Linked DNA regions of Homo sapiens: region 2 is linked to region 1. The links are chromatin contacts, found by Hi-C in ENCODE. All regions are on one chromosome and are shown on one strand. The core of a region is the stretch at or near the end of the contact, and the rest is flanking DNA. Distances in the headings are between cores, read along the strand shown. Region 1 overlaps NUP210 (nucleoporin 210). Region 2 holds the start of LINC00620 (long intergenic non-protein coding RNA 620).

Region 1 (3,595 bases), core at 450-2,949:
TAAAGATATGGTGTCTGCCACAGCAAAATCAGCAGGCAATGAGAAGCAACCTTGACTCCATTAGAGCTGCACTCTCCAGTTTGCCACAGGCCCCGCCACTCCCTGTTTTCTCCCTGACAGTGATATCAAGTATCAGTTGCCATTTACCATGGTGCTCATGCTGTTGCTTTTCTTATAGTTAACAGGAAAGTGGGAAATATCTTACAACTCCCCCTCCATCTAAAGAGAGAAAATAGGAATGCATGGTTTAAAAAAAAATAGAAGGAATCCTATTTATGAATGTATTTACCAGGCAGTAAGTGTGTCCGAGTCAGACTCAGTGAGGTGGCTTCCGTGTGGATGCCGGAAGGGGGCATCCGAGTCAGCCTCGTCTCACCTGACGCCAAAACCCCACCCAGCTCCCAAAGGCTGTTTCTCACCGTTTGGGAAGTGTTGTTCCTCCTGTCACCTCATATGGAGCCCACAACTCTCAAGACAGGCATGGAGAGGACGTTAGTTGTGGACCATGTTACACACAAGGAAATCTAGGCTTACGTGGACAGAGCACAGAGGAGCTGGGAGGGGTGGAATCAGGCCATCTTCCTCTCAGAGAATCACTCGTCAGATCCGATGATATTGGCCATGGCCCAGGGCTCAGGCCCGAGGGGTGTCCACCTGGTCTGATCAGAGGCCAGTGGAGAGCTCAGGGCACAGCTTTACCTGCCAGCGAGTGGTTGCCCCTGAGCCAGGCTGGGAGGCCGAGGAGGCAGCAGCCCTGAGGGGCCTGAGAGAGGGGACTTACACAGGTGGTGGACACATCTGAAGTCTTGCAGAGAAGGGGCCTGGAGTTCCCAGGTAAGTGCTGTTGCCATGGGCTCGGGGAGCCACCAGGGCCTTGGAGCACTTGGGCGTCCCAGGATCAGATCTGAGCCGACCTCATGAGGCTGATCATTTGCCGGACTGAGCTCCTCACCAGGCCCCTGTGTGTGTCTATGTGGATCCTGCAAGAACATGGCCAGAGCCAGCCAGAGGAGCCTGGGAGGTGGAACGGGGGTTGTTCTGAGATGGTGGCAGTGAGGAGCAGGATGTCTCTGTGAGAGAAGGGAGCAGTTCGGTGGCACCTTGCCCAGGCTCAGTCCTGGCACAGTTATCCTGAGCAAACCCTGGTGCTGGAGTTGTGTGTGCTGCCCTCCGCGCTCACATCCTGGCAGGTAAAGTTCTTCCTCACTGGGCACGGAGGGAGAGGCCTGTGTTTCCAGGCTCCTTGAAGGAGCTCCCATTAGACTACACAAACATGAGCCTGCCTGTCTTTTCTCATCATATCTTTGGCCATGTGTGTGTGTGTGTGTGAGATAGGGTCTTGCTCTGTTGCTCAGACTGGAGTGCAAGCCTCAGCCTCCCAAGTAGCTGGGACTACAGTTGCACACTCCATGCCTGGCTAATTTTTAAAATTATTTTGTAGAGACTGAGGGTTTGCTGTGTTGCCTTGGCTGAGCTACTCTACCCGGCCACACCTTTGGCCTCTTAAAGGTCAGCCCTTCACATCATGTCATCAGTGACCTGACAGACGAGAAAGCCGCTTTTCTCCTCTCTGGCCCCTCCTCGGCTCTTGCTGCTAGGAGAGAAGCAGACATCTGGCCTGAATGTGACTCCAGTGCCCCATCGGAAGTGAAACTTGCCCTCTCTTGCAGGTGTTTGAGAAGCTGCAGCTGCTCAACCCTGAAATAGAAGCAGAACAAATATTAATGTCGCCCAACTCATATATAAAGCTGCAGACAAACAGGTACGTGACTCAGCTCTTGTTTCCAGCAAAGTTGTGCGGCTGTGCTTGCATCCGACACCTCATGTGTCAACACTGTCAGGAGCCATGGGTACTTTCAGGGAGGTTTTCTCCTGCTGTGCTTGGAATGGGTGAGGCCTCTGCCTGCTCCTTCTCTTCTCTGTGGTGCTCCTCTGCTTCTTGAAATCACTTCTCACTGTGGGTCTCTTTTTCCTCCTTGTAGCCTAGAAACATTTTTATGCGAGGTACTAAAATTCAGTCTTTAAAAGGGAAAAAAACACCAGCTTAGAAATGTTGTGTTTCAAGACTTGCCACTCAGAGTGTAGCCCATGAGCCAGAAGCATCAGCATCACCGGGAAGAGAAGATGCAGCTCTCAAGCCCCACCCCAGACCTGCCCAGGGAGAAGCTGCACCCTAGGGAGATCCCCAGGCGAGGGGGCCGCACAGTAACGCTTGGGAAAAGCTGTTTAAAGCTCTTCTGCAAACCTAATTCCTACCTTTGATTCCAAGGGGATGCCTTTCGTAACAGTGGCTTGCATTTGAATGGCAGTTGCCAAGCGGGAGACTCCACGGGCCACAGGACACTTACATGTTGCATGAAACACATACATGTTTTCATTCAGCCAAAAGTAACAAAGTGCCAGGCTCCATGCTGGGCTCCAGGAACACAGATATGGGTGACATAGGGTGCCCCGGAGGAGGGTAGCAGGAGAAGGCTATTAAAAAGCAAGGTGTAGTATTCAAACCAGAGCCCAAAGAAGGGTGCTGTCCATGGGGATTTAGGGGAGGCATGTCCCAGATGGAGATGCTCGGGCTGCAGTTCTTGAAGGATGAATAAGAGTTCCCCAGGTTAAGAGGAAGGGGTTGGTGGGGGAAGAATGTTTAGGCAGAGGCAATAACATTTGCTCCTAGTCATCTATAGGGCTGTGGAAGAGACAGAGATGATGGAAACTAGCCGTGGGAGCTGGAGGCCTTTGCTTCCTGGGTTTCTTTATTATATTAATAAATATGTAAAAGGGTAACAGATACGGCATAATTTGCTTCCTACCCAGTACATAGTATCAGTAGTTTGCTAACAGTTTTCTTAGCGGGTAGTCTGTTTTTATCCTGTTGACAGTCCTTAGAAATAGGACAAGACAGGATCATTACACACCTTTTACCAAGTAAGAAGTCAACGCCGAGAGAAGAGGGGACATAATGTGCACACAGCTGGTGGCAGGACATGTTGGGACCGGCTTTGGATTCTGTCGGACTCAAAGCCCCATCCTCCACTATGCCAGGATGCCTTGCTTCAGTAAATTGAGAACAATTTGCTGCAGAAATGATATTTTACAGTAGATGTCCCATGGAGCTGATGAAAGAAACTGCCCTCATAGTCTCTCCCTCCCTGCTGGCTGACCCACGGCAGGCACTGCTCTGGGAAGAGTGAGACGCCACACTTTGCTCGGAACCATTGGATTTCTGAATTACTTTTCCGTGGGTGACTGATGAAGCCTCAGACAACTGACGGCACGTGGTCCTGAGGTCCGTGGGGCCAAGATTGGGCCTTTTTTCCTCCCAGGAGCATGAGGAGCCACAGACTCTTAGATCTCCTGGCATTGTATCCAGGCCCACTCCCACTGCTGCCATCTACAAAAACAGCTCTGTTTTGTTTTCCAAAGGGATGGTGCAGCCTCTCTGAGCTACCGCGTCCTGGATGGACCCGAAAAGGTTCCAGTTGTGCATGTTGATGAGAAAGGCTTTCTAGCATCAGGGTCTATGATCGGGACATCCACCATCGAAGTGATTGCACAAGAGCCCTTTGGGGCCAACCAAACCATCATTGTTGCTGTAAAG
Region 2 (3,559 bases), core at 734-3,233, 320 kb before region 1:
GCAGAGAGGGACCTGGAGCAGATACCTCAGGTGTTGGGGTGGGGTGTCCAGCTCACAGGCCCAGCCTGGGCCTCCTAACACCAAATGCAGCCACCACCACCCCCAGCCTGCTCCTCCCTTCAACTCTGGCTCCAGCCTGGACATTGGACAAACTCCGATTGCCACCTGAGTAGCTGGAAAGGACCCAGCCCTTCTCTCAAGCAGTTCATGAGGAGGGGGGCGGGTGGAGTGTGCACGCACACATTTGCTTATTCATTCGACACGCATTTGTTAGTGCCTGCTTTATGCACGGTGCTAGGTGCTGGGGACTCGGATCTTATTTTGCTGCATCAGTCCTGAGAAGGACTACCTGCAGGGATGTGTGAGGGCGGTGGGGGCACACAGCAGGCAGATGCCAACTCTGTGTGGGGTGCTCAGAGCTGAGCATTGCAGGATGCGTAGGAGTTTGCCAGGTACAGAATGGGCAGAGGCGTGGAGATGAGAAGGGTCTTGGAGGGTGCTAGGAAGGGCTGGTGGCCAGGGTGGCTGGAGTGCAGGGAGTGGACGGGGAGTGATGGGCAATGAATCTGAAGGGGGCAGGGACCGGAATGTCAGGCCATGGAACTGGGACTTGATGCCGTGGCAATGGGGAGTCATGGTGGGGTTTACACAGGGGAGAGGCCAAAAGCTCAGTGTCCTCTCTGCTAGCTCAGCCCCAAACATCTTCCTCTCACCTCCTGACGCAGCAGATAAGGACAGCAAGGCTCAGAAAGGCCAGGTTTCCTGTCCCTCCCCGATCCTCAGCCCCTCATCACCCGTGGCTGGACTCCCTGTGTGGCCTGGGCCAAATATTCAGCTCTTCTGGGCCTCAGTTTCTGTGTCTGTAAAACGGGGATCATCATGGAAGGAAGGAAGAGTTTAGTGAGGTAAGAAGGCTACACAAGTAGCCCGCCTGTCTCCCTCAGGGGAGGCAAGACAGACTGGTTCCAGACCATTTGCTACCCCAGGAAATGGCTGGGCAAGGTCTCTCTGAGAGCTGGAATGACCAGGCTGAACACAGGGCTGTAGGTCAGGCATCTGCTAGAACCCAGGTACTAGAGATCAGAATGCCCTATACACACACACACACACACACATACACACACACCCAGAACAGTGGCAGACACCCCCTCCCCTCCTCAGATGCGTTTCACCAGGTTCCCCCACACTCACAGCCACGCGCCTACAGAGATGCAAACTCACACACAGCTCCCGGTGTCCTGCAGGCCTCAGGGTAGCCCTGGTCCCAGTGTGCTAGGGACAGTCCCACCTCATATCCACTGCCTTGGCCTAATTAGCAGTGCCCCTTTCTTATTCATGTCCATGTCCACAATAAACTGTCTGATAAACCACTACATAGCGGACACACTGGTGTTGCCTTTCCTCTCCAGAGAGGTTCTCAACCATGCATGTGTGTATGTGTACACACGTGTGTACATGCAAGTGTGCGTGTGCATGTGTTCATGTGCGTGTCTGCGTGCATGTGTGTCTGCTTGTGTGCATGTTAGTGTGTGTGCGTGTGTGTGTGCCAGAGACGCCTTTGGCAGTCTGGGCAAGCCTGTAGGCTCTTAAATGCCGATTAGATTTAAATTATAGTTATCAGAATACTAAAAGGGGTCTGTGACGTGGCGCTACCTGGGCTTCCTTCTTAACCCAGTGAATGACACGGTCTAGCAGCGGGTCTAATACCCACTGCAATTTCAAAGTACTAAGGAAGGAAAGCGAGATTGCGCCATCTCTGAAATCAGTAGTGCTACTATAGCTCATTGCGTTCATAATTAAAGGACATGCTATGTTCCAATTAGAGTACAAAAGATGTTATTTCTGCCCATCCACGTTCACGCACCCCCACCTCGATTTCTCTCCAGGTCCTGAAAGCTGCTGTGCGACGCGGTCCTCGGACCTGGCCACCTGCCTCGCCCCGGCCGGGCCTGGCCTGCACTGGCCCGCACCGGCCCGCACCGGTCAGCACCGCCTCGCACCGGTCAGTACCGCCTCTCCGCTGTCCGCTCCTGCGCAGCCGTCCGCAGTTCCGCATGCCACCGCCAGGTGTCGCTGCACACACGCCGTGGCCCCGAGGCTCCTCTGCAAGCCGCTCCGCGAGGCTCTAGGGGGCCCCCCAGGGTCCTGTTTCCCGCGGCCCGCAACTTATCTGTGCACAGAGCACCCCCACGCTGCGCTAGGAACTTCCGCTGCTCCCCCACCACCTCACTCCTTCGTGCCTTTGAGCATGCTGCCTGCAGTGCCTGCCCTGATCTCCGGCTGGGTGATTCCTGCTGCACGTCAAAACCCACTGGAGGCAACACCTCCTCCAGGAAGCCTTCCCTGATGCCACTATAATGGCCCCTCTTGAGTTTCCACAGCCCCCTGTGTCTGCCTCATCATTGCAGTGACTGCCAACATGGTTGTGTCTGTTTCTGTGTCTGACTCCCCACTAGAATGTGAGCTTTGGGAGTATGGGGAGGGCCACGCAGTGGGCTGTTATGTTTTGTTTTTTAAGTAGACTTAATTTTTTAGAACAGTTTTAGGTTCCCAGGAAAACTGAGCAGAAAGTACAGAGAGTTCCCACACACTCCCTGCCCCTACACGTGCACAACCTCCCCTCTATCAACATCCCCAGCAGAGGGGTGCATGAGGGACCTGCACTGCCACATCAGTGTCACCCACAGCCCATGGTTTACGTGAGGGCTCATTCTTGAAGCTGTACATTCCATGTGTTTGGACAAATGTACAACGACCCTTATCCACCATTATTGTATCACACAGAATAGTGTCACCGCCCAAAAAATTCTCTAAACTCCACCCGTAATCCCCTGTGCTCCCTTCCCCCTAACCCCTGGCAACCACAGATCTTTTTACTGTTCCCATAGTTTTGCCTTTTCCAGAATGTTGTATTGTTGGAATCATACAGTGTGTAGCCTTTTCAGATTGGCTTCAGATTGGCTGGGCCACATGGCAAAACCCCGCCTCTACAAAAAATACAAAAATCAGTTGGGCGTGGTGGTGCATGCCTGTAGTCCCAGCTACTCAAGAGGCTGAGGTGGGAGAATCACATGAGCCTGGTAGGTTGAGGCTGCAGTGAATCGTGATTGCTTCACTGCACTCCAGCCTGGGTGACAGAGAAAGACCCTGTCTGAAAAAAAAAAAAAAAAAAAAAAAAAAAAAAAAAAACAGCCAAACTGTTTTCCAAAGTGGTTGTGCCATTTTGCATTCCCACCAGCAATGAATGTGAGTTCCTGGTGCTCCACATCCTCGCCAGCATTTGGTGTGTTAGTGCTTTGGATATGAGCCACTCCAGTAGGTGCGTGGCAGTATCTCATGGTTGGTTTAACTTGCAGCTCCCTAATGATATACCTATGTGGAGCATCTTTCAGGTGCTTATTTGCCATCTGTGTATCTTCTTGAATGAGGTGTCTGTTTAGATCTTCTGCCCACTTTTTAATTGGGTTGTTTTCCTATTATTGAGTGTTAAGAGTTATTTGTAGATTTTGGATAATAGTCATTTATCAGCTATGTCCTTTGCAAATATTTTCTCCCAGTC

Evidence for each region. A loop is a pair of places that touch in the nucleus more often than their neighbours do. Pooled maps may share reads with other maps.
Region 2: a loop to region 1 is called in a map with no recorded cell type, with 6 times the contacts of the local background. The contact joins the promoter of LINC00620 here to the enhancer-like site in region 1. A Hi-C loop is called at or near these places in 4 of 168 maps with a recorded cell type or tissue (CD4-positive, alpha-beta T cell, CD8-positive, alpha-beta T cell and naive thymus-derived CD4-positive, alpha-beta T cell), 1 of 37 single-sample maps with no recorded cell type and 12 of 50 pooled maps.

Annotation. Positions count from the first base shown.
Region 1 is chr3:13,330,460-13,334,054 of GRCh38, reverse strand. It overlaps NUP210 (nucleoporin 210), which reads left to right. Exons shown (of 40, transcript NM_024923.4): 29 at 1,671-1,762; 30 at 3,421-3,595. Among named protein-coding and RNA genes, the nearest start is that of NUP210, 88 kb to the left of the region's middle. RefSeq lists enhancers at 1,232-1,281, 1,602-1,961 and a silencer at 3,129-3,296. Within about 2 kb of position 1,699, at least 8 of the 41 ENCODE cell types and tissues checked have a DNase peak (open chromatin) inside an H3K27ac peak, as active enhancers do.
Region 2 is chr3:13,649,145-13,652,703 of GRCh38, reverse strand. LINC00620 (long intergenic non-protein coding RNA 620) reads right to left here and starts at 1,983. Exons shown (of 6, transcript NR_027103.1): 1 at 1,871-1,983. All of the region lies in intron 1 of LOC100293612 (a long non-coding RNA gene), which reads left to right.